Linked DNA regions of Mus musculus: all the other regions are linked to region 1. Evidence: chromatin loops called from intact Hi-C (ENCODE). Cell type or tissue: heart. All regions are shown on one strand. Links, peaks and the distances in the headings refer to the core of each region. The heading gives the core; the rest is flanking DNA. Region 1 holds the start of Lrch3 (leucine-rich repeats and calponin homology (CH) domain containing 3). Region 2 overlaps Lrch3 (leucine-rich repeats and calponin homology (CH) domain containing 3). Region 3 overlaps Lrch3 (leucine-rich repeats and calponin homology (CH) domain containing 3).

Region 1 (10,637 bases), core at 1,722-9,721:
GAGTGTGCATATGTGGAAGTCAGAAGACAACCTGCTGGAGTCAGTTCTTTCTTCCCATGACATAGGTATGTATATATATGAGAGAGAGAGAGAGAGAGAGAGAGAGAGAACGTTTCTCTGTGTTGGTCACTGTTGTTTGATACAAGATTCAAATTCCTATGCTCAAGTAATTTCCCACCTTAGCTTCTTGAGTAGCTGGAAGTACAGGCACACACCCAGCTTCCTTGCTTGCTTCCTTCCTTCCTTTGACGCTGAAACAGGGTCTCACTAGTTATCTTAAGCTGGCCCCAAACTCCCTATCCTCAGCCTTTTAAGTGCTAGTATTACATGCATGTGTTTCTAGATCTAAAAAAAAATATATTTTAAAAATTTTAATAGCATTTATGGCTACTATCACATTGAAAAGCAAACTTCTGGAAAAATTTATGAGTATACACATATCATGATTGATTTAAAAAAAACCCAACACATTATTTCCACTTAAGACCAGACACTCTAATATATATTTCTAAGACTTACAAAACCATCATTTTGTGGATTACAGATTGCATTCCTAACACATTAAATGGCATTTTAGCTGTCCCCATTCTTCTTGTACAGGAAATAAATATTCACTTCTTATAGTCTCAATTCTCATGACTTTGATGATTCTGCATTATGTTGACATAGCTGTTACATCTCCATTTATTTTCTAGATGTGTGCAGTCTAACTCCCCATCCAGCCCACAACCATGTGCTTTCTCCCAATTCTGAGGCCTTGGTTTTTTGTTTTCTGACTTTCATTCAAAAGACATGTTTTACAATTTCAACTGGGACTCCCATTTGCTGTCTGTGAAATGCCATCTCTCTGTCATCTCACTCTCTCCTCTGAGGCACATCATTTGAACTGAGAAAGCGTCTCCCCTACAAAGTAACTCAGATGATTACTACAGCTCCTCCAAGCTTCAGAAGTCTATGAACTCTGTAACAGGCCTAGGTAATGAATTCTGCTTGCTTTTCCCTCAGGCTGATTCTTCCTCCTTTTTAAAATGGCAGAAAAGACTCACTTTTCTATTCCTGAAGAAGGAATCTGGATGTCTGAACTTTCACTATCATTTTCTTGAATTTATTCTCGAGCCCAGATTTCACTCTAAAGCTCCAGGTCTCTATTTCTCTTGGCTGCACATCATTAACTAACAGTGCTAACAGTCATAATACCAATGAAGATACTGACAAACCAAAGAAACCTTAGGTTTCAAACTTGTATGACTCATGGTCAAAAACACAGCTTTAGAGTAATGTGTGTATGACTACTGTTGAGACAGGGTCTCACTATCTAGCCTTGAATTTCCTAAATAGCTTAGGCTCCCTCAACTTCTTGATCCTCTTGCCTCAGCTTTCTAAAAGCTAGGATTATAAGCACATACCAGCATGTCAGGCTATACATGAATTTGAATCCTAGTTCTGTTGCTTTCTGGATGTGAAGTCCTGACCAAACTATATCATCTCCTGAGTCTCAGTTTTCTGATGTGTGGAGTCAGAGAAAAATAAATTAGCACTTACAACTCACATAACTGTTGTATATTTGCAAGGTATCTTAGCACAATGCCTGAGCCATGAGCATGCCCTATTCAGAGCAGGATTTATATAACCTCTTGGGGTGGTTCGACAGGAAAACTGAAGTACTGTTATGAGATAAAAGAGGATTGGATAATGGTCCTGACAGATGAGAACCCTAGACTCTTGGACCTTCTTGTATGCTGTCTACCACTGCCCAGAATGGCTTTCCTTCTCAGTTCTGCCAGCCAAAGACCAAGTTGCATCTTTCCTGCTCCAAGAATTCTTCTGTAATTTCTTCTAAAATCTTGTCCACAGGATCAAGTCACCTACTCAAAAATAAACATTTCTCTTTCTTAAAAAGAAAACAGAACAATAACAACAACAAAAAAACCCAAAAGCTTATTTTTGTCCCTTAGTGTCTAAAATTCCCTGTGCTTAATCCCTACTACCACAAAACAAAACAAACACCAAAAAACAAAAAACAAAAAACAGAAACAAAAAACCTACTCCCCAACACTCAACACCCAGCAGGGTCTCACTATGCAGTTCCTGGAACTGACTATGTGGACCAGTCCTTCTCAAACTCACAGAGATCTGCCTGCCTGCCAGCCTCCTGAAAGCTAGGATTAAAGGCATGCGCTATCATGCCTGGCCATATCTACCTTTTTAAACAAACAGAAAAACAAAACCTAAAAAAAAAACTAAAGAATTTTCTGACAAACTTCAATTATGTCCCGCTGTGAACAGTATGGGTGGTAAGTGCTGTTTCTTAAGGTGTAAATTCTTAGAAAGCAGCTGCTTTCTACCAAGATGCTGAACACTTAAAGAATAATCTGTGAGCCAACTCTGATACAATTTACTTGTTTTAAAAATTTATAGTATATACTCTTCGCAAAATACTTAAACTACTGTAAGTCTGAATTCAGGATGCAGAGATGGTTCAGTGGTTAAGCGTATATACACCGCTCTTGCAAGAGGACCAGCTGGCTCAGTCACCACTGAGCCCCTCTTCTGATCAGCCTCCTTAGCATCTGCATTCATATGCACATACCTACACTACAGACACACACACACACACACACACACACACACACACATTTGAAGAGTAACTAGATTCATCAGGTACCTGCAAAAAAAGAAGACTGAGTTTTGGAGTTATGTCAAATAGGCTCCAATCCTAAAGAACAACTTCTGCCTTTGGTTACAGGCCTTTGAGCACATTATTAAACATTTCTAAGCTTCCCTTTCACTATCTGCATCACGAAGGAAAATGATGCCTCATTACACACAGAGAAGCTGTTTGACAGAGTGGAGAGAGCTAGGTAAAAGTCTACCAGTAGTAGGAGTATCTTTGAGTTACTTTTCCTATGAAAGTGGGTTTAATCATATTTAATCCATATGTTATGTATATTTAACAAGGCAATATATCTTAAACATCTAAGGATGGAAAACAAATAGTGAACAGTCAATAAATGATGTCACTGGCATTAAATTGCCTTTTTAAAACTATTTTTGTTCTAATTACTAAGAGCTGTTGAAGTTAAAAATGAATCTGGCTTAACAGGTTAAAGAATACTTTGTGATCTTTTTAATCTCTCCTTTTCTAGTACACTTTTGACCAGATAAAGTGTCAAACAAGAACAACAACAACAAAACCTTTGATTTAATATAGTAACTAGAACATTAAAGTATGAGTAATAATATACATTAAAAAAAAAAAAAAAAAAAAAAGCTTGGGGCTGGAGAGATGGCTCAGCAGTTAAGAGCACTGACTGCTCTTCTAGGGGTCCTGAGTTCAATTTCCAGCAACCACATGGTGGCTCACAACCATCTGTAATGGGATCTGTAATGCCCTCTTCTGGTGTGTCTGAAGACAGCTACAAGGCACTCATATACATAAAATAAAACAAACAATAAGAAAACCTTTTCTTTAAATTAAATATTATTCTTAATAAATGTCTGGTTTTGTCAATAAAACGTTTTCTTTCTTGATGGCTCAAACTTTTGCTCCTAGAATTATTCAAGAACAGATGAGATAATAAGTTAGATAGACTCCTATAATCACCCTTTTCTTTACCTTCAGGCTTAGAGCAGCAATACTGAAATGACTCACCTCAATATGAAAACCGCCCTGCCAGACAGTCAGCCCTCCCGTGAGCAGAATCAAGAAGGCAGGGAGGGGTAGGAATGACAAGTTTACATGATGTCACCAATACACATAAAAAATTCAAGTAACTCTTCATGTTTACCTTAGCAAGTCTGACTTCAGTGCCAAGTGAAAAAAATTCAGATCATATTGAAAATAAAGGCTACCACTAATAAGCTTTAGTAAGCAGAGGAAAAGTTTCTTTGGAAATAATAGTTTCTAGGGATAATTTAATGTCTTTGTTTTATTTTTTAAAAAATAATATTTAGTGCAGTGGTGTGTGTGTGTGTGTGTGTATGTGTGCGCATGTGCGCGTGTGTGCGCAATGTAAGGCAGAAGACAAGTTGCAAGAGTCAGTTCTCTCCTTCCAGTATGTAGGTTCTTCGGATCAAACTTGGGTTGTCTGTCGGGTCTGGCAGCAGCATGTGCCTTTTTACCCACTGAGCAATCTTACCAGCTCTATTTATTTTTTCAACATTAGTGAAATATGTAATAATTACCAATCTTTGATGACTACACAAGCCTAAGAAAAAGTATTAACTCTCACATTTTAAAATCAAGCAGAATGAGGATGAAACAATGTATATGACATAAACACAAAACATTTAAACTACTTCTGAGGGGACCCCTCCCCTTATGTAAAACAAAAGGACTCAATTCTTAATCTACTCCCGGAGGAAGCTATATTTAAAACACAAGAGGAACACATTATATAGTATGTTGAATACCTCAGTTACCATACATTGTTTCCCACAACTAAGGAAACCAAATAATACTTAATCCCCATTCTCTTTCCTGTCTTAAACAATATAAGGCGCAGAAATGTTTTTAAAGGGAAAAGCAAATATAGATGTGGTAGACAATATCCTACTTCTTTTCATGTTTTCTTAGGCGGCGGTAAGAATGGAAGACGAAAGTCCTGAGCACCTAAAGATGGCCTATTTTTACAAGTACTTTTCGGTAAATCAGACGGAGGCGGAGAAATAAGCTGTTCCCAGTGTTAGAGTCCACATTACACACACATACTCGCACACACTAGGGAAAACGCCAGAGCGGACCTGGATCCTTTGACAATGCAGCACCCAGCGTCACCCATACTACGATGGAAGAACGTGCTTGCCACGCTCCAACTCTTAGCAAAGTCAATTCGGCATCCCAAATGCAAAGTGGTCTGCAGACACCGGGGCGAGGCAAAAAGTCTACGGGGCGGGCACTGATGCCGAGATTTCTGAGAGCGATTCAAGAAAGATCACCCGTCAACTGCCTCTCGCCGGCAGCGGAGATGCTGCTGCGCGCTGCCGCACCCCAGGCTCCGGGTCTGGCCAGGCCGGGAGGGTGCGCGGTACCGCCAGCGGTCCCCGTTACCCGGGGAGCCTCGGGCCGGTCGCCACACACCCCCTGCCCCCCACTCCACGGGTCCCGGGTAGCAGGGATGCCCGCGCCCCGCTCACCGGCCCGGGTGGTGTCCGTCAGGTCATGGTTGGCCGCTCCCCGGGGAAACTCCCTCAGTTTCCGGCCGCTCAGGCTCAGCACCCCGGTGACCGCCGCCTCTTCCAGGGCTCGGTCGACCGAGCGGCTCCAAGAGCCCGGGCCAGGACCAGGGCCCAACCCAGGGCTCGGCCCACAGGTCGCACCGGAGAGGTTTCCCCCGGACGCCACAGGGCCAGAGTACTCCGCAGCCGCTACCACAGCCACCAAGCCCGCGGCCGCCATTTCCCAGCCGACAACTCTCCGGCCCGGCTCTGCGCATGCGCCACGCGATCCGCTGGGTGGGCGGGGAAAGGGGCTCGCGGACCGGGGACAGCTCTCCCGGACGCGCTGGGCGCAACAAGCCGCCTGCCCCGCCCACAAGCAGGTTTTCCAGGGAAACCGAACCGACTTCGCAGAGCTGGAGCAGCCCGGTACCCTGGGCTCCCTAAAAGGCCACTACAAAAACCAAAACCCGTCCTTAACAGCGCTCCAACTCTCAGTGGTGGATTACATTAAACGGCAAAGATTCCTTAGCCCTGTTGCTGCCAGAAACTTGGGCACTTAGAGGGGACTCCCTGAGATAAGCCCAAAATTGTCTCTCAGCTTGTCACCATACCGCCAGATGATCTGAACTGGAATTTGTGGATATACTATTAGTTCTTGAACGGGAAAACAAACATACCGTGTGAGCAGATTCGGCTACAAAGTCCCTAATTCTTGTTGAAATTGTTATGTATTTTAGATTTGTTGTTGTTGTTTTGTTTGTTTGTTTTTTGTTTTTCGAGACAGGGTTTCTCTGTATAGCTCTGGCTGTCCTGGAACTCACTTTGTAGACCAGGCTGGCTTCGAACTCTTTTTATGAAAGAGCTCTTAATGAAACCAAACGTCTTAAATACTGTGGCTGTTTGCGCAGATTTTATCACTAGCTAGAGCAGAACGAATAATATTTACATCTAACATTGAAATCTGGCTATGTAATAAATGTTGGGATTAAATTTAGAACCGAAAGACCAAAACCGGAAACCATTCAAGTAATGAAAACTACCACTCACATTTAAATAAAACCCCACCCTCCCAGTCCTGCAGTCTCTTATTTTTCCAAATCTGTTTTAAATTCAAGCCATTCCTAATATGTGATGCAAATATCACTCACCAAATTTACTTTGCTGTACAGAATTCGAGGGCCTGTCAGATAAAGTCTCTTTTCTAAAGAATTAGCTAATTTTATTTTGGAACCCAAGGAGGCCAGTTACAATAAGAAAACAGCAATTGGGCTGAGTAGAGTGCACGGCAAAGCAGTCCCTCTAGAGCAAGAACGAGTGAGGTGGGTCGGGCAGTGGTGGCACACGCCTTTAATTCCAGCACATGGGAGGCAGAGGCAGGTGGATTTCTGAGTTCGAGGACAGCCTGGTCTACAGAGTGAGTTCCAGGACAGCCAGGGCTACACAGAGAAACCCTGTCTTGAAAACAAAACCCCACCCCACCCCCAAAAAAAAGAACGAGTGAGGTTTTTGAATAAAACCTGAAGTTACAAAATAGGATGACAGAGAGCAAAATTCCAAGTATGATTTTGATGCATGTGAGCACATTAAGACACAGATGAGAAAAATCTATCACAGAGCACAAAAGAAAATATGAGGTGTGAGAAGCTGCTCATCACTCAAAGCCCAACTTCAGGGAAGCCCCCAAAAAGCACTTTCCTGAGTTCAAGAAATTGTAAAAATGTTTCAGTAATAAAGTTGATTAGTAACAGTTGCTCCAAGACCTGCTCTATCAGCCCTTTTGTCTTGTTTTGTTTGAGATAAGAGTCCCAATGTTGCCCAAGCTGACTTTGACCTTCCAACCCCTGAGAACACAAAACAAGTAATAGTTGATGCCATGTCTGGCTCTCAGCAATTTGACATTCTAGTTTCTTTTGCAACAAGTCCCACAATAAATTATTAATGTCTACTAATGAGCCCCTTCATGGTAATGGGTAGTCTTTGTCAAGTAATGTATACCCAATATATGTATTTTCTGATCTTTCTGAACATTTCTAATTCTTTGAAAGATACTAAGCTAGCCAGGAGCATGTTGTAATCCTAGTACTTGAGAGGTTGAGGCAGGATGATACAGGCCAGCCTAGATACAAAGGGATACCTGTCTTTAAAAAAAAAAAAAAAAAAAAAAAAAAAAGATTAAGTTGGGCTGGCAAGATGGTCATGGGGGAAAAATCTTACCATACAAACTCAACAACCTAAGTTCAATCCACTGAGCCCGTGGTAAATGGGGAGAACTGACTACTCCCTACCCTCCGTGCCCACTCAAGACATTACACCCACAAGCACACTATATAATTTTACCTGAATTGCCAGATGTACCTTTTCAAAAGCACTAATGTCCTATTACTTTATATTTGCATCAATTCCCACAAGTTCTTAGCCATATGGCCTCTTTTCCTATTGACATGAACACTCCACTACAATCTCAGCATGGTATTCCTAGTCCTGAACTGTCCAGATGTGTAAACTGCAACTAGTCTGTTTGACTTGATTTGAAGCCATTAGTGAATTAAACTCGATGCTATACACACCTCTCATATCCCAGGGAGATATGGGAGGCCTGAGCATATGAACAAAAAGCAAGTGTGGGAATCAAGATAAGTAGATAGGTTATATATTAACAACAGAGAGAAAAGTAAGGGGGAAACTGGAGGTTTTCAGAACACGGGATGAAGTCTGTAGATATCTGAAGGCCAAAATAAGTTGATTAAGAGGTTTGTGGTGGGCTGGAGAGATGGTTCAGCGGTTAAGAGCACTAACTGCTCTTCCAGAGGTCCTGAGTTCAATTTCCAGCAACCACATGGCAGCTCACAGCCATCTGTAATAGAATCTGATTCCCTCTTCTGGTGTGCATGAAAACAGAGCACTCATGTACACTAAATAGTTTTTTAAAAGGGGGGAGCATGTGGATAGGGGTAGAAATGAAGATGCTACACATACTATTATGTGAGAAAATGCCTTTTAAAAATGGGGGGAGGACTGACTGGGAAGATGGCTCAGTGGGTAGAGTTCCTTGCTATATAAGCATGAAAACCTGAGTTCAAATCTCCAGCACTCAGCTAAGAAAGTCAGGTGTGGCCACATCTGTGCTGTAACTCTAAGGCTGTGGAGAGGGAACACAGGAGATCACTGAGGGCTGCTATCTGCCAGCCTGGCTCCAGGTTTTGAGAGAGACTCTTCAGAGAATGATGGAGCAGGACCCTTGGCATCTTCACCTGGCCTCTGAGCACACACAGGCATACACCATACACATATGAAAAGATGATTTTAAACTTATTTGAAGATGGGGAGTGTGCAGGAAACTAGAGCAAGTACAGGGAGCTAAGTCAGTCTCTGAGTGCTAGTGAGGTCCTGTCTCAACTAAGCAACTAATGAATGAAAGAATGAATGAAACTGGATATATGCCTGTGTTCCCAGCTACTCAAGGCAGGGCATTATTTGAGCAGAGGAATTTAAACCCTGTATCAGACAACAGTGAGCAATACAGTAAGATGTTATCCACATATATTATATATGTGTAAAACCATATGCATATACATACACTATATAAAATTAAATCTCTAGATAGGGCTAGATAAGTGGTTCAACAATTAAGAGCACTGGCTGTCCTGAGTTCAATTCCCAGCACTGGCAAGGTGGCCCACAACCATCTGTAATGAGATCTGATGCCTTCCTTTGTCATGCAGGTATTTACCCCTTCAGAGCACTCATACAATAAAATACATAAATGAAGTAGCAGTAAAATTCAATCTGAGCTGCCGTCGGCTCACTGGTTAGAACTTCTTGCACCCCCGTGGTGGTTCACAACTCTAGTTCCAGAGCTTGTGATGCCCTCTGTGACCCTGGCAAGCAGCAGGCACACATATGGTACATAACCTATTTACTCAGACAACATACACACTGGTCTAAAAAAAAGTTTTCAAAACCTGTCATAAAATGACAGATCGAGGAGAAATTCTTGAGATGTGTGAAGACTTGAGTTGGGTTTTCAACTATGAAATAAATGCAAAATGTGTAAAATTCTCACCTTCTTCCCTCCATCTTTTTTTAAGTCTGAGACAGTATTTGTGCAGCCCATACTATCTTCCTAGCTTGCCTTTCCTGCCTCTGCTTCCTGAGTGCTAAGATCACAGGAATGCACTCAAACCCAGCTCCTCGATCTTCATAAAGTCGGTACCATACTACAAGTTATCAGCAATGCAGTCATTGTGAAGGGTTCATAACTTTAGTGAAGAACTAAAGAGTACTAAAAGGTTACTGAGCACAAGGGACATAGAAAACCACCTTATTCAACTACTGTTCTGCAATAAGAGACTGAACAAAAGGGCAGTAGAGGCTCTTCAGTCTCAGGCATTGTCAGACTCCTCTTCTTCCTGTTTATTTTATAGGCAAAAACTTAACTAATTCAGTACCAAAGCAAGTTTCGCTTCAATGTGTGTGTGGGTGCACACATGGGCACATGTGGAAGTCAGAAGATAGAGTGCTTTCTGGAGTCTGTTCTTTGCTCCCATTGCATTGATTCAGGGGATCAAATTTTGGTCATCAGACTTGGTGGTAAGCACCTTTGTTCATTGAGTTAATAGATATTACTAGCCATACACGTATATGCACACTAGGTAAATAGCTCCCTATTCATCTTTAGTATTTCACACACACACACCACATAGTATATCTCATCTGAGAATATTTAGAAGTCTACAATTTCCAAGCAAATCTTTACATCTTTTAGTGGTCTACAGTATCCAAAACTCTTCTCATAAATGCTTGGTTGGGGTTTACTTACGTATCCACTTTGAAAAGTGTAGAAGGGGCTGGAGAGCTGGCTAAGAGTGCTCACTGCTCTTCAAGAGGAAACAGGTTCCATGGCCACCACTTACATCAAGCTGCTCACAGCACCTCTAACTCCAGGTCTAGGGGACTTAACACCCACATCTGACCTTCATGGGCACCAGCACACACAGTGACTATACATACATGCAGGTACACACACAAATATATAAACCAATCTTTGAAAAGTGATAAAACTAGGTATTGTGGCACATTCCTATAAACTCAGCAGTCTGAAAGCTGAAGCATAGCAATGTGACTCAGTCTGGAGAGGAAGGGGGACATCAGGGAGAGATGGAGAGAGAGGCAGGGGAGAGAGACTGATTGCACCACCACCACATGCCTGGCAGTGGTGGCACACGCCTTTAATCCCAAAGGCAGAGGCAGGCAGATTTCTGAGTTCGAGGCCAGCCTGGTCTACAGAGTGAGTTCCAGGACAGCCAGGGCTACACAGAGAAACCCTGTCTTGGGGGAGAAAAAAAAAAAAGGCACCACCAGCACCAGACCTGCCCCTAGCTCCAAAAAGAACCACCATCTTCATGGGAAGCTTAATCAATGTAAGAGGCCTTCTCTTCAGAAAGGAGGAAGCTCTTTTTTGCTTTAATATTGCTTGC
Region 2 (10,637 bases), core at 1,195-9,194, 75 kb before region 1:
GGGAGGGTCATCAACAAACTTAGGAAGTTTACTAAGATACTAACAGGGCTGGGGGGGAAGAGACAGGGACCACCTGCATCATGCAGTCACTGACACCACAGGACCTTTCCACCAATATTATTCAGAATACTCTTAAGCCTCAGGCCACACTACTCTAGAGGCAGAGGCACTATTCTAGTTCTATAGCTGCTAATGAGACAACAGAAAATAAATGACAAGTGGATGTCTCAGAACTCACATTTCCCCCCATATACAGTCATCTTGTAATAAAAAGAGGTATTTCTTAATAAGAATGATTTCAGATGGAAATGAAACTTAAGACATCCATGACTTTAGCAAAATAGCTTTGAAACGAATTTGCCTTCTATTGTTCTGTGAAAAGGGAAATAGATAGAGTCAGAGGATTCATCTTTAACCAAGCATGGCTGGCATAAGCCAAAATATTTTTCAATGTTAATCCAAGTTATATTGGGAGGGGTCGGTCATGAGGATTCAGCTTAACACTATAGAGATGACCCAGCATTTCGCAATAAAATTCCAAATGACCAGAATTTCAAAGAGGGTATTTTACTTTTATTTGATTCATTTATCTTAAGCCAACCCTTCATGTGTATGATGCGTATGTGTGGGAACATTTGTGTATGGAGGAGTGTGGGTGCAATAGTACAGATGCATGGATGGAGTCAGAGGACAGCCTTAGCTGTGGTCCTCAGTTCCACCTTGTTTAGACAGGGTCTCTGTCCTCAGCTGCTGTAGACTTGAGTTACAAAGAGCTTGTCCATATCACTCTCACTATAGGAACACAGATGCACTACTGTTTCCGGCATTACGTAGGTTCTAGGGATTCAAATTCAGGTCCTTACTCTTGCATAGCAGATGCTTTATTCACTGAGTTTTTCAAGTAGGCTAGGCTAGATAGCCAGCTATACACAGCCCCCAGTACTAGAATTACAAGCCTGTGCCACCATAGCTGACTTTTTAAAGTGGGTGCTGGAATCAGAGACAGGTCTTTAATCATGGAAAGCATGATTATGACACATCTCTTCATGATCACCGTGCCTCCCCCACTCTCTTTCTCTATAATGACTTATGGGTGTTTTGTCTCAATGTATGTGTGTCTTCCATATGCACCATGTATGTGCCTGCTGCCTGCTGCCTGCTGGAGGGGTCAGGGGAAGGCGTCACACGCCCTGGCAGTAGTCACATATAGGTGTGAGCCACCACGTGGGTGCTGGGTACGAATCCAAGTCTTCTGCAAGAGCAGTAAGTGCTCCCCTGCTGAGTCATTTCTCAGCCCCAGAAAAGCCATTTTCAAGATGTGATGCATAAGCAGATCCTTGATGAACGGCCACAAACCAGTCCAGGAGCAGAGCAGTCCATGCAGAGAATAGCATTTACAGAGCTCTGAGGACAGGGATGTTCAGATTTGAAAAGCCAAAAAAGAAAAAAGAAAAAACAGTGAGCCTAGAGATAAGGATGGAGGTAGAGCAGTCAGAGCACACGAAGGCTTCGGTCAGGATCTATTTTAAAAATTTAGATTTTAAGGGCAGCATGAAATAAGCCCTTTGAAGAACAGTTCTGAGATCAGAGACATGATTTAAAACATGACTTAAAAATTTAAGTTTTTTTCTTCACCTCAATCCCCAGATAGAGTGGGTGACCTTGAATTCCGAATTCTCCTAACTCTACTGCCCAGAGTTTGTAGAGTGTTGGCTGGATATTCCTTATCATACAAAGAAATGTGGATTCTGCTTTAATTTTGCTATTTATTTGGGTGTTTGGGCCTTGCTACATAGTCTAAGCTTGCCTTCAACTAGGTTTTGTAGTGCAGGATGGCCTTGAACTTGAGGCAACCTCTTGCTCATGCTCACCTCCTCAGTGCTGGGATACAGGAGCGCATTACAACACCCAAAGATTTGATTTTCAAGGCCACCTAATTCAGGAAACCAGGCCTGAGCACCAACAGCCAAAATAAAAGATTTCGTGTTTTTGACAACTGCTACTTCAGATTTTATGCTAAGGGTATTTTGCTATTGTTGTTTTTCCAAATGCTACTTTTCTTTGACAAAAACTTCTAGACACTTATTCTATGTGTTATTAAATTTCATCTTTGGTTTCCTATCATCCCTTCAGTTTTAGCATGGCAGGCAATCCAGCATGGGTATTTACTACAGGCCTTGAATTAGATTCAAAGACAGACCAGGACTTACCAGCTTATGACCTTTGACAAGCCACATATGGGTAAGACACCTGCCTCACTAAACCATAGTTTTTAAGATTGCTGTGAGAACTGAGCAAGATAACCAACCGGCATCAGAAACCATGGCATTTCCTACATAAATGAAGCTTTCACTCCTCGTGGCAGTGAAATTCTGCTAATACCTCAGAGGCTGGTCCTCATGGTCACTTTAAGACTGCCCAGTTAATATGTGCTTTGTCCATCTTAGTGGGAAGGAAGGCAGTAGAATGCACAGAATCCTGAGCCCAGTGCAGGTTATATTGTAGGAGCCTCTAAAGCACTGTTGCTCTCAGCACATGTGAAGGCAGTGTCTAACACTTAAGGCAGAAGTGACTACCGACAACACTTTTGCATAAAAAAAAAAAAAAAAAAAGAAAGTAGCATAAAACATGATGGGAAAAGTAATTTTATAAATGGTTGAATTCTCTTCCAAGAATGATTAAATTTAAATAAAGCCCTTCATGGTCTTTGGGTTCCCAACTGTCAGGAGGCAGCACTGCAGGCCATGATCTTCTGAGGTAAAGGTGACCATGGAAGAACTTCAACTGTGAGAACCTGAACTTCACTTTTGTAAGTGAAGTCTTTGTCACTACTTCTGCAACCAGTGGCAGCATGCATGTGTGACAAGCCAGTGTCTGTGTGTGACGCAGCTTGTATTTGCAAGGGGTGGGAGAACATTCTGTAAAAATGAAAACAACAGAAACCAAATACATGATAAAATAGGTTGTCACATATAATTAGTGTCATGGAGTGTGGGACTCCATTTAACATACAGGAGTGACTCATGAGCCAAATTAATGATTAACTGAAAATTAGAAAAGACATTTAAAAAACTAATTATTACATATATCTCATCACAGATAAGGCCAGAAGGGTTCTCAATGCATTAGACAGATGTAAGAGTCAAACTCTAGAAGCCTGCCTAGATTGTAGTTACAGAGAGAGCGGTCTGGTTATTTATAGAGAATTTAGTTATGGTGCCTGCCCATCTTGTTTTATGGTATTTACATCAATTCTGAGTAAAGCACAACAGTTACTCTACAAACATGTAAACTCTATTCTGCATTCTCTTACCACTAGCAAGGCACTGTCATCAGTGTGCTGGGACCTTCTGGATGGGAAGGAACACTAGGAAGGTGAAGAAAATAAGCAATGTCAAAAAGAAGCAGTGTACACAAGTGACGCACTCCACGGGACACACACAGGAGAGCATCGCATGAAGGACACACCCCAGGATGCTGACACACAGGACCACATGCACCCATCAGTCAGACGGGTGGTTCTGAGTACTGACTTCCTCCTATGTACCTTCTAAAGCTCAGGCTCAGAGGAGAAAGCGCTGAGAGGTGCTGATGCAGCTGTAGCATCAATAACCTGTGCTCATTGTGTAGACCAATGACAAAAGTCAACCTGAGAGGAATGAAGTCTGGTGGAGCCATCTTTTCACTGCCTTTCTCAGAGTCTGTTAGCATATAGCACTTGGGAATTGGGTGGAGGAGGGGCAGGATATATATATCACCTTATATAGCACACTTGAGTTCTGGATGAGCTCAAACATGAAACAACATCTCAAAAAAATGTTGGAGTTAAGAAAAATACATAAATCTCATCAAGCTTTGGTTGTTAAAAATTGCATAGTTATCACTGTGAAGAAAGACAAGTGAGAATGCAGGAGGGATGCTTCAGGGCGCGTGCCCTCATACTCAGTACTTACACACAAGCAACTCACCAGGGCTAAAAGAAGCTGTGCTGCAGAAACGTGATTCAGATCCATCCATCCATCCATCCATCCATCCATCCATCCACCCACCCACCCACCCACCCATTCATTGTGTGTGCATGTGTGTGTGTGTGCAGAGGACAACTTGTGGGAGTCATCTTCCACCAAGTGGAGTCTGAAGAATTAAACTCAAATTGGTCATCAGGTTTGGCAGAAAAAGCCAGGACACGATGATCCATCTTGCCCCAGTTACATTAAGCTTTCAAATAATGTACTTAAATAGTCAAATAAAGCAATAATCAAAAATTGAGATTACAGGTAGTGAAAGTAAGAAAAACTGGTCAATATGAAAGTCAACTACACTAAAATAACATTCATTTAGTAATTTTCATTTTAGCAGACTAAAATAGGCACATAAAGGTTAAACAGTTATGCCAGGCAGTGGTGGCGCGCAAATTTAATCCCAGCACTCAGGAGGCAGAGGCAGGTGGATTTCTGAGTTCGAGGCCAGCCTGGTCTACAAAGTGAATTCCAGGACAGCCAGGGCTACACAGAGAAACCCTGTCTCAAACAAAACAAAACAAAACAAAACAAAACAAAACAAAACAAAACAATTAAACAGTTTAAGCAATTAATTGTAATATTTATTTGTAATGACACTGTACCGACTGATCTAGAACTAACATACATGAGTTGTAACAAGGAAATCATCACCGAGGCTGATAGGCTACAGTTTCTCTGGTTGAGCACCAAAACCATCTACCATCTAAGGATGACTCAAGCTGCAGACCAGGGAGGGGATGGAATAATCTCTAGATTATGCACAAGCTTAACCTATATATTCTCATAACCTCCGTCCTTATTATCCTGTACCTTATTTTCCTTCATATGTAGAATTTAATGGGGTGAGGTAGAGAATTTTAGGGAGCAGGTTGGTTTGAGATGGGGGGGGGTCCTCTCTATATAGCTCAGGCTATCCCAGAATTCACTATGTAGCTTAGGTTGGCCTTGAACTCTTTAGCCTATTGCCTTCCAAGTGATGGGATAATGGGCATATGTCCACTACGCCAGCCAAAAATCAGGTTTTGATCATTTAAACATTTGATCACTGAAAACATGATAACCACATGGCAGACATTTTATTTCCATTGCAAAATAACAAGTCCCAAGAAAAAGTAATTAATGACATACCTCGCCATTCCCAGGGGGCTGCTGTCTCTGTGGGTTGTGTGATGCTTTCTGCTAGACTCCCAAAAAGAGGAAGGAAATTAGAACCTCAACACTGGAACTTACACACTCCATTTCATTAAATGGATCACATCAATGTATTTTCTATATTTACTAGTTAAGGAGATTATGCTCTTGCCTTAAACATCTTAGCTTAAATGAAGAACTGCAACGAGCTATACTATCATACTTCTATGAGCATTAATAGAAAACATTAAAACCTACACATACACCTTGAGAATACCACGTGACTACCCTCTCAGGAACTCATTCAGACCATTGTCACATCACATTCAATATTCAAAAGCAAATTTGTAATTTCTTTTTTTTCTTTTCTTTGGTTTTTCAAGACAGGGTTTCTCTCTGTAGCCCTGATGGTCCTAGAACCATGTTGGCCTCAAACTCAAAAGATTTGTCTGCCCCTGTCTTCTGAGTGCTAGGATTAAAGACATGCACTACCACCTGGTTATAATTTCTTAATTACAAGCCATTTCCCCCAATTTATTAATTCTGTTATTCTGACAAATAAACGTTTGTACACAACTAGTATTTTGAAATTTCTTTACTTTTGTTGGGGGTGGGAGGCTCCCAAGTGCTGGGAATAGAGGCATGTGCCACCATGCCTGGTTTTTCTTTTTCTTTTTTGAGACAGTATCTCAGGTAGCATGGATGACCTCGAGCTTCTGACTCCTGCCTCCATCTCCCAGTGCTAGGACACTTGGTTTAAGCAGTGCTAGGGTGGAATCTAGGGCTCATGCTTGCTAGGGGAGCACTGTCTACTTCCCTAGCCCAGCTACATATCCAGGGCCCGCACTGTTATCTTACACACATGATCTCAAGTGATTTTTCTCATTCTATAAGAGAAACAAATACCACAAGCAGAGAAAACTGGGAGTCCAGGATATGAGACATTAAACGGTAAGAAACGTAGCTGAGATTTACACTGTCCTCTGACTTTGGCTCCTCATTGCTTTCACAGACCTAAACTGGACTCTCATTAAAACCTTGCTTTGGGTTCATCTATTTATTTCTTTTACTTTGTTTTTAAATTTCTCTTCAATGATTTATTCACTGCTCAGTACCCATTAATTTAGAAATTTCCCCATATACTTAGATTACAAATGGCATAGCACCTGCCATGGTAATATTACAATTATTGATTGATATGTTTAGTATCATACACAACGGGGGGGTGGGGGGGGGAGACAGCTCAATACAGCACACAGTAACACATGTAGACACAAACTCAGATGCTTCTGAGTCTCCTTGGCATCACTGCCAACTAAACTTAGAGGTCCTGCCTCCACTTTTGTACCAGTCTAATTACTGTGATTCTATCTATTCCACTTTCCCCTCTTGCTTCTTTCCAGACTGCTCTACAATGCATAGATGGGTTTTCAGTAGGATCTTTCTTCCCATGGTTTTCTCCTAGCTTATGCCAACTTCAATTCAAACTCCCTTTAATTAATGCAATAATAACAGAAAGTCTTGGCAAAATGAATAAACATTTCTTCTCCTAACTTCAAGAGTATCCATCAATGATGGTAAAGGATTTACTTTGACAAAGTCTAGGACAGCATCTCTCTGAATCTGCTTGGTCCTTATTTTCTCCTCCTCGTACTGCAGGGCAGCAAGCTGTGCCTCTCTCCGAGTGCACTCAATAGACTGCTCTCTCCTCTGATGAAGCTCCAAGTCTGAATGTGAAAGCTGCAAGAGAGGTCTCATTTTAGACATGTAAGGGGGACAAGGGATGTCATGTCAGTAACCCGCATCAACATAAAGAACACTGCTACCTCAAGTCTACTCTGCAGTGGTAACACTCTACTGTTAACCTTTCTCCCTCACGATGTTCTTGCATGTACAAAAGCAGGGTCTATCATGAACACAAGCTTTAGGAACTGAGAAGACAAATCCCAAGATTTATAGATATCTGACAATTAATGCCAGTTCAAGTATTATAAAAGAAAGCCTGGCTGACAAGAAAGTTCAGCCAGTAAAGGTGCTTGCTACCCAAACCCAATACCTGAGTTCAATCCCAGGAACCCACACAGTGGAAGAGGAGAACCAACTCCTTCAAGTTGTCCTCTTACCTCTAACATGCATGCTGTGGAGTATGCATGTATACACACACAGCCAAAAAGAATTAAAAAAAAAAAAAGCCATCCTAGCTTAGCAAAATCAACATTGAAAGAACAAAGGTAAATTTAATAACTAAATTGGGTGGTGGTGGTGCACACCTTTAATCTCAGCACTTGGGAGGCAGAGGGCTGGTTTACAAAGCAAGTTCCAGGACAGTCAGGGCTACACAGAGAAATTGTCTCCAACCCCTCAACCCACCAAACACCTCAAAACAAACAAACAAACAAACAAATACCAAAAAACCCGAATGAAAAAACAAAAACAAAAACCCAACCTTACCTGATTGTGACTTGGTGGCATTGATAACACCAAAGATGGCTCAACTGGAACCCTGGCCCCACAAAGAAAAGTAAGAACTCAGTGACAAGGTAAGGAGGGATAAGGAAAATACGTAAAATTTCCATTTTTAACAGAAGTTTCTGTCATAAAGGGAAGCTGTTAGGTCTACATTGAAAGAGGAATTGCATTTTGTAAATATAAGCCCTAGAACTTACATTAAATCCCAGGCCTACCTGAGTCCCCAGCTCGCATGTCATGTGATGGGTCACTGATGGCTAGTTAACAACTGCATGGAAGCACTACTGAGGACAGCTGGCTGAGAGCATTTCCGATATCACGTCTCTTTACGACCTGCATAGCCATGACCCACATCCGTACCATGACCAAAGCAGGAGACTAAACTGAGATCCTCTGACAGACACAGCCATTTTACTCAGCAGGAACCTGGGCTGCGGCAAACCTAGGCAAACCTGGGCACTGCGCTCGTAAGTAACAGAGTAACGCACCTATTGATTTTTGTTCTACAGGTAGAGGTAAGGCACTGCATAATGCTTAACAGACCCAAGCCAGCACCACTACTCTCAGTTTTACAGTTTGCTATTTATCTTCTGCCTCAAGCAAGGAGACATGTTTCAAGACTCTGTAAGTCATGTGTGTCTGTAACTAAAGATGCCTCACAGCCAGGCGTGGTGGCACACGTCTTTAATCCAGCACTTGGGAGGTAGAAGCAGGTGGATTTCTGAGTTCGAGGCCAGCCTGGTCTACAGAGTGAGCTCCAGGACAGCCAGGGCTACACAGAGAAACCCTGTCTCGAAAAACCAAAAAGATGCCTCACTGAAATCAGGATGCTAGTAGGAAAATAGAAGTAAACTTTCAAGCTCTTATACTCTCAACACCTAATACTATAACACCAAGTAGTTTTTTCTTTCTAGTACTAGAAGTCAAACTCAGAGGCTCAAAGTCTTTAAAACTTGGCATTTCGGACTACTTCCCCCTGAATGTGTCTGTCTTTTCTCTGGTAGGACACATACTATCAAATGCTAAGGGCACACATTTCAAGTCTTTGCTGAAGTCTCTGTGTCAGCTGGTGTTTATGTCAACTTCACACAGGTAGAGTCACTTGGGAAGAAGCCTGAACTGGCTTGAACTGGTTGGGAGGAACGCCCACACCAGATTTGCCTACAGGTACCTACCCTCACATGGCATTTTCTGAGTGTTTGGAGTGGGAGTGCTCAGCCCACTGTGGGTGCTGCCACTTCTGGGCAGGTGTTTCTGGAGTACAGACGAAAGCAGCCTGAGCCACTCCTCCATGGCCTATGTTCCAGTCCCTACTTCCAGGTCCCTGCCTGATTTCCTGCCCTGGTTTATTACCTCAGTGACAGATTTAAAAACTAAGGTTAAATAATTCCTTTCCTCCTCAAGTTGCTGGTGACGGTGGTGTTTTATTTACCACAGCAACAGAAACCTTAACTAAAACAGACTTCATTTTATGGAAAACATCTCAAAAAAGGTTTGGTTTCTTCTTAAATATTATTTTTATTCAAAATTGGGATTTTCTCTTAAACATTCGATTTTATGAACGTGTGTGCACCCCTGTATGGAAATCAGAGGACAGCTTGTAGGGCTAAGTTCTCTTCTCCATCATGTGGCTTGCAAGAACTGATCTGAAGTTGTCAGGTACGGTGGCAAGTGCATTTACCTGCTGAGCCATCTTGTCAGCCCGGAACCTCTCCCTTTGATACACTTGTGAAATCAAGGTTTTTCATTTATAAAACAAAGCTCATGTCATTTTTTTTTTTTTTTTTTTGAGAACACCCTCTGGGACAAGCAGAAACAAACACTGATTGAGTTCTTACCATGTGCTAGTTCACACCCACTGACTGTACTATGCATCTCCCACACTGTGAAGGCGCCTCACAACAACCTACCAATGAAGAGGCCCTACAGTCCTCAGTTGAGGAGTACGAGATAGAAACAAAGTTACTTTCCAAAGGTGACATAGTTAATAAATTGTAGAGTTAGGTGTGAATCTTGTTGGATTTTATGTTCTCAACTACCATGCAATCTATGAGAACTGAAGGGACTTCAGGTACCGTGCTGGTGCTGCATAAGCCACTACTTTTTTGTTTTGTTTTTTGTTTTTTTTTTTTCCGAGACAGGGTTTCTCTGATTAGCTCTAGCTATCCTGGAACTCACTCTGTAGACCAGGCTGGCCTCGAACTCAGAAATCCGCCTGCCTCTGTCTCCCAAGTGCTGGGATTAAAGGAGTGTGCCACCACGCTTGGCATAAGCCACTACTTTTACAACTTCGAAAAATGAGCCCTTTGCGTCTGGATGGTAGCTGCACGTGCTGAGCCTGCACTAGAACCCACTTTCCTGGTGAGCAGTTGGAGCTCTTCCTACTCTGTCATGGCCACTCAGCAGACACGCAGAGAGGGGAGGTACTCTGGGGCTAGAAGGGGAGCAGCACACACCCCGATGAAGCACGCACCTGCGATGTCAACAACTGAGCTGTGAGAAGTTAAGGATGGAGACTGAAGGAAGGAAGCACGGTGTGTGTGAGAGCCAGTGTAGGTGACCGCGTGGTGCTCGTGGGCCACCGCAGCCCTGTCCCTCCTTCATGCCCATGAGCTTTTGACTTAGGGCTGCCTCTCAGCAACAGCATCACCCACATTCACGTAAGGCATTCTTTAAGAGTGTCTCTCATGGCAGAGGTGGCCAGCCTCTAGCACCTATAGTGATGCTGGGAACTGATTCCCATAAGGAATTGATACATTTTCAAACAGCCTCGAAGGAGGGGAGCTGAATCTTGTTGAGGAACATTGGTCTACTTTATGCCTTTAAAGTTTTTGTATTATGATGACTGATTCTGGGGCATTGGCTCTCAGTCTTCTCCAACGGCCATAATGACCCTTTCAGTCCTTCAAGGCAGGTGTGTGGCCAGACCCTGCCCTACAGAAAAAAAAAAAAAAAGCCCAAGATCAAGCCATAAAATGCCCCCAATCCCAGGGTACCCTAGAAAGCTCTGCTGCC
Region 3 (10,637 bases), core at 900-8,899, 51 kb before region 1:
TACTGAAGGTCACACAATGTTTTAGAATGTTAAGAATATTAAGTATGGGGGCTGTAGAGATGGCTCAGCGGATAAGAACACTAACTGCTCTTCAGAAGGTCCTGAGTTCAAATCCCAGCAAACACATGATGGCTCACTACCACCTGTAATGAGATCTGATGCCCTCTTTTGCTGCATCTGAAGACAACTACAGTGTATTTATTTATAATAATAAATAAATCTTTGGGTCAGAGAGAGCAGGGACTGAATGAGCGGGGTTGACCAGAGCAAGCAGAGGTCCTAAATACAATTCCCAACAACCACATGAAGACTCACAACCATCTGTACAGCTATAGTGTACTCATTGCTATACATAAAATAAATGAATAAATCTTTAAAAAAAAAAAAAAGAACATTAAGTATAGCTTCCACTTTGGGCCGGTGCCCTGAGCAGACCTTGAGTGAGAACTCCCCAATCAGTCCCACAACACCCAGAGGAAGATCCACTCAGGATCACAGGATCAGAGGTGCCCTGAGCAGACCTTGGGCACAAACTCTACAGCCAGTCCTACAACACTCAGAAAAAGCTCCACTCCCAGGCTCTCTAATATGTCCAGGTCCACAGGATCCCAGGAGCTTGGTCACACCAGGATCTCAGGGTCCCAGAGGCAGCTTGACTCCCAGGAGCTTGGACACACCCAGGACCTCAGGATTACAGGATCCCAGAATCAGAGGATCACAGAGACAGCTGAACTCTGAGAAGTTCTGACACAACCAGGATCACAGGAAGGACAGGCTCCAGTCAGATATATCGAGGGCAGGTTGCACTAGAGATAATCAGATGGTGGGAGGCAAGCATAAGAACATAAGCAACAGAAACCAAGGTAACTTGGTATCATCAGAACCCAGTACTCCCACCACAGCAAGTCCTGGTTACACCATCACACCAGAAAAGCAAGATTCGAATCTAAAATCACTTCTCATGATGGTGCTAGAGGACTTAAGAAGGACGTAAATAACTCCCTTAAAGAAATACAGACGCCTGGCGTGGTGGCGCACGCCTTTAATCCCAGCACTCGGGAGGCAGAGACAGGCAGATTTCTGAGTTCGAGGCCAGCCTGGTCTACATAGTGAGTTCCAGGACAGCCAGGGCTACACAGAGAAACCCTGTCACGAAAAAAACCAAAAAATAAAAAAAAAAAAAAAAAAATAAATAAATACACACACACACGTGTGTGTGCCTGGGGATACATAAAATCTTCTCTCAAAACAAAACACCTAGGGGGCTGGCGAGATGGCTCAGTGGTTAAGAGTGCCGCCTGTTCTTCCGAGGGTCCCGAGTTCAAATCCCAGCAACCACATGGTCCTCACAACCATCCGTAACGAAATCTGATGCCCTCTTCTGGAGTATCTGAGGACAGCTACAGTGTACTTACATATAATAAATAAATCTTAAAAAAAAAAAAACTTCAAAAGTTAAGCAAATACTTAGTATAATTTAAAAAAAAAAAAAAAGAAATACAGGAGAACACAGGTAAATGGCTAGAAGCATTTAAAGAGGAAACATAAAAATCCCTTAAATAATTACAGGAAAACACAATCAAACAGGTGAAGGAAATGAACAAAACCACCCAAGATCTAAAAATGGAAATAGAAACAATAAAGAAATCACAAAGGAAAGACAACCCTGGAGTTAGAAAACCTGGGAAAGAGATCAGGAGTCAGAGATGCAAGCATCGCCACCAGAATACAAGAGATAAGAGAGAGAATCTCAGGTGTAGAAGGTTCCATAGACAACATTGACACAACAGTCAAAGAAAAATGCAAAAAGCAAAAAGCTCCTAACCCAAAACATCCAGGAAATTAAAAACACAATGAGAAGACAAAGATTCCCAACTCAAAGGGCCAGTTAATATCTTCAACAAAATTATAGACGAAAACTTCCCTAACTTAAAGAAAGAGATGCCCATGAACAGACAAGAAGCCTACATAACTCCAAATAGACTGGAGCATCAAAGAATTTTCTCCTGTCACATAATAATCAAAACACCAAGTGCACTAAACAAAGAAAGAATATAAAAGCAGTAAGGGAAAAGGGTCAAATAACATATAAAGGTAGACCTATCAGAATTACACCGGACTTCTCACCAGAGACTATGAAAGCTAGAAGATCCTGGGCAGATATCATACAGACACTAAGAGAACATAAATGCCAGCCCAGGCTACTATATACCCAGTAAAACTCTCAATTACCATAGATGGAGAAACCAAGATATTCCATGACAAAACCAAATTTACATAATATCTTTCCATAAATCCAGCCCTACAAAGGATAACAGATGGAAAACACCAACAAAAGGTGGGAAACTACACCCTAGAAAAAGCTAGAAAGTAATCTTTCAACAAACCCAAAAGAAGATAGCCACACAAACATAATTCCACCTCTAACAACAAAAACAAGAGGAAGTAACACTCACTTTTCTTTAATATCTCTTAACATCAATGGACTCAATTCCCCCCAAAAGACATAGACTAACAGACTGGATACATAAACGGGACCCAGTATTTTGCTGCATACAGGAAACACACCTCAGTGACAAAGACAGACACTACCTCAGAGTAAAAGTCTGGAAAACAATTTTCCAAGCAAATGGTCCCAAGAAACATGCTGGAGTAGCAATTCTAATATCGAATAAAATCAACTTCCAACCAAAAGTTATCAAAAAGGATAAGGAAGGACACTTCATACTCATCAAAGGAAAAATCTACCAAGAAGAACTCTCAATTCTGAACATCTATGTTCCAAATGCAGGGGACCCACATTACTAAAGCTCAAAGTACAAATCACACCCCACATAATAATAGTGAGAGACTTTAACACCCCACTCTCAGCAATGGACAGATCATGGAAACAGAAACTAAACAGAAACACAGTGAAACTAACAGAAGTTATGAACCAAATGGATCTAATAGATATTTATAGAACATTTCATCCTAAAGCAAAAGAATATACCTTCTTCTCAGCACCTCACGGTACCTTCTCCAAAATTGACCACATAATTGGTCACAAAACAGGCCTCAACAAATACAAGAAGACTGAAATAATCCCATGCACTCTATCAGATCACCATGGACTAAGGCTGGTCTTAAATACTAACAAAAACAACGGAAAGCACACATACACATGGAAGCTCTACTCAATGACAACTGGTCAAGGAAGAAATAAAAAAAGAAATTAAAGGCTTTTTAGAATTTATTGAAAATGAAGACACATCATAGCAAAACTATGGGACACAATGAAAGCAGTGGTAGGAGGAAAACTCATAGCTCTAAGTGCCTCTAAAAAGAAACTGGAGAGAGCTTACACTACCAGTGTGACAGCACACCTGAAAGCTCTAGAACAAAAAGAAGCAAATACATCCAAGAGGAGTAGACCAGGAAATAATCAAACCAAATAGAAACAAAGAGAACTATACAAAGAATCAACAAAACCAGGAGCTGGTTCTGTGAGAAAATCAACAAGATAGATAAACCCTTAGCCAGACTGAGACCACATCCAAATTAACAAAATCAGAAATGAAAAGGGAGACATACCAACGAAGTATATCTTAAAATAACTATTCTGTTTGTTGAATTTCAACAGTTGAAAACATTAAAATCATGTTCTACAAAAAAAAAAAAGAAAGAAAAAAGGAATATTAAGTATGAATAAAGGACGGTCCCTTGCTTTTAAAAGATCAGGGTTTATTGAACAAAATTAATTCAGTGGGTGGAGTTAGAGAGGTAGGTCTTTCTGTTTTGATTCCAGAGGCTCATGCTGCAGTCTAGGGTTGACCTTGAACTCATGACCCTCCTGGGTGCTAAGATTATAAATACTCTATCAGTACGAGCTGGATGGATTTTTCTTACCAGTGGCTTAGTGTTTCCAGTGGCTTAGTGTTTCCTTAGTTTGGGTTTGTACTCACCTCAACAGAGATAAATATGTTTAGTCAATAACATAAAGTTGCTTAAAATTATCTTATCAAAAACCAGGCCTCAGCTAGGCAGTGGTAGGGCACACCCTTAATGCCAGCGCTCTGGAGGCAGAAGCAAGAGGATCTCTGAGTTTGATGCCAGCCTGGTTTACAGAGTGAGTTCCAGGACAGCAAGGGTCACACAGAGAAACCCTGTCTTGAGTCTCTATATCTCACTAATGACAACCACAGTGCCACTAAACAAAGCAAAGGTGATGAGTGCAACTCACCAAGTGAGATGGGAACACTTGTATCTGGAAATTAGTAAAAATTTGTAATTTTTATAAATTCATTTCTGGGAGTTTCTGTGGGTACTGGATTTTGTGGTAGTATTCTTTTTTTTTTTTTAATTAAACATAAATTTTTATTGGCACATACTATTTCACATATTGATGCACTTTATAAAGACATTTTCATACAATTAATTATATCATGTACTTTGGCCACTACCCCCATGCCTTTTAGTAGTTAAAGACAGGGTCTTGTTCGGTATCAGGCTCAGGATCCTTCTGCCTGTGTCCAAATGCAGGGATTAAGGTAAGTACTATATGCTAAACTTGTAGGTCATTTAAAAAAATTATACACAAACATTAAGATGGTTAAATCTGGCTAGGCAAGATGGTGCATACTGTTAATTCCAGCACTCAAGAGACAAATGCAGGTAGATTTGAATTTAAGGTTGGCTTGGTCTACATAGCAAGTTCCAGGCCAGCCACGGTTATATAGTGAGATGCTGTCTCAAAAAAACAAAATCAGGGGCTGGAGAGATGGATCAGCAGTTAAGAGCACTGACTACTCTTCTATAGGTCCTAAGTTTAATTCTCAGCAACCACACGGTGGCTCACAACCACCTGTATATGGGATCTGATGCCCTCTTCTGGTGTGTCTGTAGATAACTACACTGCACATACATAAAATAAATAAACCTTCAAAAAAAAAGCAAACAAATAAACAAAATAAGAAAACAGGATCAAAGATGTATAACTCTAAGAACTGAAATCTAAGCATGTGTTGTTTGTCCTGCATGTTCCAAGAGTTAAGGGACTCTGTAGGAGGCCTGGATTCTATCTAGCTCAATCGATCCTAGCCCGATTAACATGCCTAATACTTAACATAGATTTTTATGGTCACTTAAGGAACTTTCAGATTTAGGATATTTGATATCTAGAACTATAATGCTAGAGTAATACGCGATACAAAGATTATACTGAAAATGGAAGCTCAGAGAGATTAAACAGCTTAGTACCCTAAGAAGACAGAAACTCAAAACCAAGAGTCTCTGACTCCATGCCTACTCGTTGAATGAATAGTCAATAACTATAACACAATTTTATTAATCTGTTCCTCTGAAAGAAAAATAGGAAGATACAAGTCATTCCCTGGTACTTGAAAAGTGAAATGAAATATTACATATAAAGTCTCCCTTCAGTATTCACAAGGGACTAGTTCCAGGATTCTTCAGATACCCAAATCCAGGGAGACTGAAATGATGCCATGTAAGATATCAAAGCATTTCTACAAAGTCTATGGACATCATCTATGTATTTTTGTTGTTGCTGCTAAGAAAGGGTCTTATGTAGCCTAGGTTGGCCTTGAGCTCCCTGTGTTGCTGAGAATAATCTTCCCATGTGCTAGGATTACAAGAACGTACTACCCTACCCAGCAGGGTTTGTTTGAGAAAAGATTATCTATGTGTGTAAATTCCTGGGTTCAAGACATCCTCCTGCTTAAGCCTTCTGATGAGGTAAAGGGGATGAAATATAGACACATGTCACCAACACTGATGACTCTGCCTATGTACATTATCGTCTCTAAATCATTCATATTGCCTAATATAATATGCAGGGCATGGAATGACTTGCTATGCTGCATTGTTTAGCAAATAATGATGAGAAAAAAGTGTAAATGTTTATTTTAGCACAGGTGCATCTCCCCCCCCCCCCCCCGAATACTTTCCATCCATACTTGATTGACTCCATGGAAACAAAGGGTCAGCTATATAGACATATATGTAACAAATTAAAATTTCTAGTATGTCTGAAACAACAGTTTGCCTCTGAAAAAAAATAGAAAAATCTAGAAATCAGCCTAATTATTATGACTGACATAACCAGAGAGTATGACGGAGACTGCAACGCATCACTTCTATCACTTCTAACTCCTTTGGAGAGAAATAACATCTTTATGCTATTTAGGTTTGCCATTTACTTGGAAACCTGAAAGGACATTTTTTCCCATTAATTCAAGCCTTTATCTGTTAGCAAATATAGACTCAAGTCTTTTGCCATGTAATTTAACTAATATTTTATGTATTTAAAATATTGTACATACTACAGTATTTACAAAAATAAGTTAGAATTAAGGAACAGGTCACAGAGAAATAGGTCCTGCAAATAGTAACTTAGCTCTCAATCAAAGCGCATCATTCATTACTGTCTCTTCAGGCGGATCTTCAAACACACCCCTGCATCCACCATCACTAGCCAGCTCACACTCAAACCTCAACAGCAGCAGTAGCAATTCCATGCTCCTACTCTGCTATTTCAGGAGAGAGAAGCTTTCCTTCCAAGGACCACCAACTTCAACAGAAAATCAATTGTGTATATTCGAAAGAAAAGCCAACTTTGATTTGTTGTTAAGTCTTGTTAGAGTACCACATAAAATACCTTTAATGAAAACTTAAAATAGGAAAATCAAGGCTTTCATTCACACTTAACAAACATTTATTTCCATACCAAAAGCAATGAACTGAGTTAGGAGAAAAAGTTACCAGAGAGAGAAAACATGGTGAAATGAAAACTCTTTAGTATTCTTCACTGCCAGCATCCTCCTCCTCCAAGCGGCCTACGCATGGCACAAGACCGCACTCAACCTCTGCCAACTGCCCACAGCTCACCTGCCACACCCTTAGCATCCTTTCCCTGTGCCAGTCCTCCTAGAGATGAACACTGAACTGAGGGTGTTCTTGGAAGGTACGCTTAGTGTGACTGTCGGTCTCTCTGCTGCATTAGCCTATGTTTAAGCAACTAGGTTAGAGGTGTTGTTCAAATATCCTTCAGTGTCCAAGTCTTCAATCTAATAGTCAGACTAAGCACCCTGGAATGTCATTACAAAGATCTCCCTGATGATTTTACGTGGAGGAAAGCAGAAATCTTTTATTTTAATAATTTCTAATAAAGCCTTAAAGTTATATTAAATTGTCTTTTCTGAACATGAGACATATTTAATATACCATACCAATGCCTGGCTATATCTGCTTTTAGAAACCACACAGTCATTTGTTGATCTATTTTAGTCTAGAAAATTGCAAAGCAAGTTCATCTGAACTGTGGTCTCAGCAAAATCTGAGAGGCTCCAAACCAAGGCCTGGGAAGTTCTCTCCTGAGTGAAGTCAGGACCATCACAGCATCTTTACTGGGATAGCTATCTCAACTTCTGGAAGACTTTTCAATTGAATTTCTACACTTAAGACTGTTCCACACAGTTGGGAGTGCCAAGTAAACAGATAATCTTACTCAGCATGTGCTATGTCACTAAGGGAGTCGTAGACTAGAAGATCCTGAAGTACTGTCATCATGCAGCAAAGCCAACCCCTCTTCACTTATAAAGGGAGATGAAGCAAAGGTCCAGGTGACCTACTGTAAGTCAGAAATCTCTTCAGTGGCAGAGCTAAGGTTAGCGTTCAAGCCATTCAAACCACTCAACTTCAACTGGGGGCCTGCCAGGGATAGTGGCAATATTTGGCTCTCTGGAAACATTTCAGTGAGTTATTGGTTTCTAGGAGGTAGAGGTCAGGGTGCTACTAACTATCCACGAAATAGGGAACATCAGGGCCAGGATGCTGACCACACACAAACAGGAAAACAGCCTCTCCTGAGAAAGAGCTGCCTGGGCTACAATGTTAATAGTGAGCAGTTGCAAGAGACTGACTTTGACTACACTTGGTGGGATCTATATAACCAATTCATATTTGATATAAGCATTCTGAGGCCAGGCAATTTAAGAATAAAATTTATTTGATTTTTTTCCTGTGCTGTACTATGACACAAAAATAAAACATACTTACCAGGATCCAAATCCCAAGGGCCTCCGTTCATAATCTGGCAGATCTGGAGCAATCTTACAAGCTTGTATGTTCAGGTATTTAAATATGTGGATTTTGCCTTTTATACATATCTAAATAAAATGACAAATGCAGCCAAATTACTATTCATCCGAAATACAGGTGTTCTTTTGAAAAATATTGCTATTATCTTACGTGTATGGGTGTTTTGCTAGCATGCATGTCTGTGTACCATGTGCATGCCTGGTGCCCACAGAGGCCAGAAGAGAATATTAGATCCCCTTGAACTAGAGTTCCAAACAGTTGTAAGCAGCTCTTTGGATGCTGGGTCACTAGTGGGACTAGGTCCCCTGGAAAAACAGTCAGTGTTCTTAACTGATGAATCACCTCTCCAGCCCCCGAGATGTGTTCTCTCTCTCTCTCCCTCTCCCTCCCTCTCTATCATAGTTAGCTTTTGGAATAACATAACTTGGATTTTTAAGACATTTCTATTAAACACACACTGATTAGTTGTACACAGCCAGGACTTTAAAGATTTCTCTCTAGGTATTAATCATGTACAATTACATTTTACATGCTGATCTCTGTAGGAAAGAACTAGCAATGATAAAATGGTGAAATTTAAATATATACAATTTTTGATGTATCCTGTCTCATGAGTCAAACAAATTCTTTAGGCTGATGAAATGCTTTATAATTTTGCAACTAAAATGTGTATGTGTTAAAAGCTTAGTTGTCAGCCGTCTTCTAAGCAGTGACTGGCTCAAGTGGGCTCAAATGTAATCAATGAATGATGCAGGATGACTTACTTCATGGCTGTATGTTCCGTCAGGATCCTGCGCTTGGCTGCAGGAAGACAGCACTGGGCAGCCTCTGAAGGGGGTATCTAGTCCCTGAAGCTCTCATGCCTATCTCTGTTCTGTGGCTGCTGTGAGGTGAGCTGCCTCCTCTAACATATGCTCTTGTTGCCATGGTACCATGGCTCTCCACTGGTCCTTAGCAATGGAGCCCAATGGCTGAAACCTCTGAAACCAGGAGCCTTACTTACTTCTTTGAACTTACTTTCTCTCAAGTATTTAGTCATTGATTAACAACTGACTAATACGAAACCTTTGTGTAGCTATGAAGTACTTTTACAGACTTGATAATGACCATCATAAGCCTACACAGTGAGGGTTCCCTGGAACCCATATAAAGGCAGAGAACCTCTGAATTCCACATGTCAGAGCACATGTGCACAAATTTGATGGAAAAAATAACTTTTAAGAATGTTCAAAGTGAAAGTTATGGGACTGGCAAATATTTTATGGCTTACAGGATCTAATCTGCCTCAGAGTTACTAGTTTTATTTCAGTTACTCACAGACAAGTGAGCCACCTGGTTAACTGGGGACTCAGCACTACAGGAAAGAGGGAGCACAGAAACCAGGGCAACACGAATGCATGGATAACTTTCAGTTGGGAAGGCTGTGGTCTATGCCATTTATGTTCCCCAATTCAAGCTTTAATAGGAGAAAAATACAAAAAAATGAACTCAAATCTTATTAGAAAACTAGCTTCTTTATTGTTGTTGTTTTGCTTTTGTTATTGTTGTTTTCCAAGCCAGAGTTTCTGTACAGCCCTGGTTGTCCTGGAACTAGAAATCTACTTGCTCTGCCTCCAAGCGCCACCACCACCTGGCCAGAAAACAAACTTTTGAGAAATTCAACTTAAAGTGCTTAAGGACTGGGGAGAAAGAGAAATCACAGTCAGCGAAGTGGCTGGCTTGTGCGAGCACGAGGACCTGTGCTTGGGTCTTTGGGACCCACAGATACGCAGCAGACACTGGGGAGGTAGACTCGGGAGGATCTCAGGCTTGCTGGCTGCTCAGGCTAGCTGAGTCGCCGAACTCTAAGTTCAGTGAGAGATCAGTGAGAGTGCAGTGGTCTTGGAGTGCCGTCTCCAAAAGCAAACAAACAAGAGTGAGGCAGAGGAAGACACCTATCGGCAACCTTTGGTGCACTTAGAAACAAACACACACGCAGACGCACCGAAGTAATGAAAGGAAAATGCTTTTGGAAACATCAAAATCTCTCTTCCATCCCTGTATTAAGGGAGTGTGTGGTGGTGGCAGCAGCAGTGGTATTGGTGAATGGCAAGACAGACACAGTGCATACACAGAGAATTTCCTTTAACTTTCCAGCAGAAGTTGCCTTCGCAGACTTTATCCATACTTACCTGTGCAGGAGGCGACTGAAGCGGGTTGTTGTCCAAGGTGATCACCTGGAGGTGCCGGAGGTTCCGGTAACAAACAGGGATCACTGTGATTTTATTGCACGAGAAGTCGAGCCGTATCAAAGGCACCTCTGCCAGCTCTGCATGGAGGTACAGTGGAAGGAACAATCACTGATATTGTAGAACAAGTTTTTACACATGATTCCAGTTAAATGTGGTGAATATGAAAAATCATTTACCTTTATTCTTAGGAATTAACAACGTATTAAATAAAATCTGATTGCTTAGAGACAGGAATACTACCCAAAACCAAGCAGTTTGACTCTTTCCCTGTTCCCAGGATTACTTAGCTCTCAGAAAAAGAAAGAA

The links. A loop is a pair of places that touch in the nucleus more often than their neighbours do. Peaks named below come from ENCODE experiments on the same cell type or tissue, not always from the same donor. Only the 100,000 strongest peaks of a DNase experiment are listed, where the experiment ranks them.
Region 2: a loop joins it to region 1, with 2.1 times the contacts of the local background. A loop is called at or near these places in 6 of 42 quality-filtered maps.
Region 3: a loop joins it to region 1, with 2.1 times the contacts of the local background. A loop is called at or near these places in 7 of 42 quality-filtered maps.

Annotation. Positions count from the first base shown.
Region 1 is chr16:32,908,903-32,919,539 of GRCm38, reverse strand. It overlaps Lrch3 (leucine-rich repeats and calponin homology (CH) domain containing 3), which reads right to left and starts at 5,440. Exons shown (of 21, transcript NM_001081255.1): 1 at 5,137-5,440. The coding sequence starts at 5,398. Fyttd1 (forty-two-three domain containing 1) reads right to left here. Exons shown (of 9, transcript NM_027226.4): 9 at 10,577-10,637. In heart, for the core only: CTCF peaks have their summits at 3,423 (motif pointing left) and 5,647; a DNase peak (open chromatin) is centred at 5,439; H3K4me3 peaks cover 2,118 bases; H3K27ac peaks cover 1,539 bases.
Region 2 is chr16:32,982,995-32,993,631 of GRCm38, reverse strand. It overlaps Lrch3 (leucine-rich repeats and calponin homology (CH) domain containing 3), which reads right to left. Exons shown (of 21, transcript NM_001081255.1): 11 at 7,605-7,656; 12 at 6,744-6,893; 13 at 5,151-5,201; 14 at 3,314-3,367. Among named protein-coding and RNA genes, the nearest start is that of Iqcg, 68 kb to the left of the region's middle. In heart, for the core only: no CTCF peak of the experiment used is centred there; no DNase peak of the experiment used is centred there.
Region 3 is chr16:32,959,166-32,969,802 of GRCm38, reverse strand. It overlaps Lrch3 (leucine-rich repeats and calponin homology (CH) domain containing 3), which reads right to left. Exons shown (of 21, transcript NM_001081255.1): 5 at 10,272-10,408; 6 at 8,059-8,168. Among named protein-coding and RNA genes, the nearest start is that of Lrch3, 50 kb to the right of the region's middle. In heart, for the core only: a CTCF peak has its summit at 4,865 (motif pointing left); no DNase peak of the experiment used is centred there.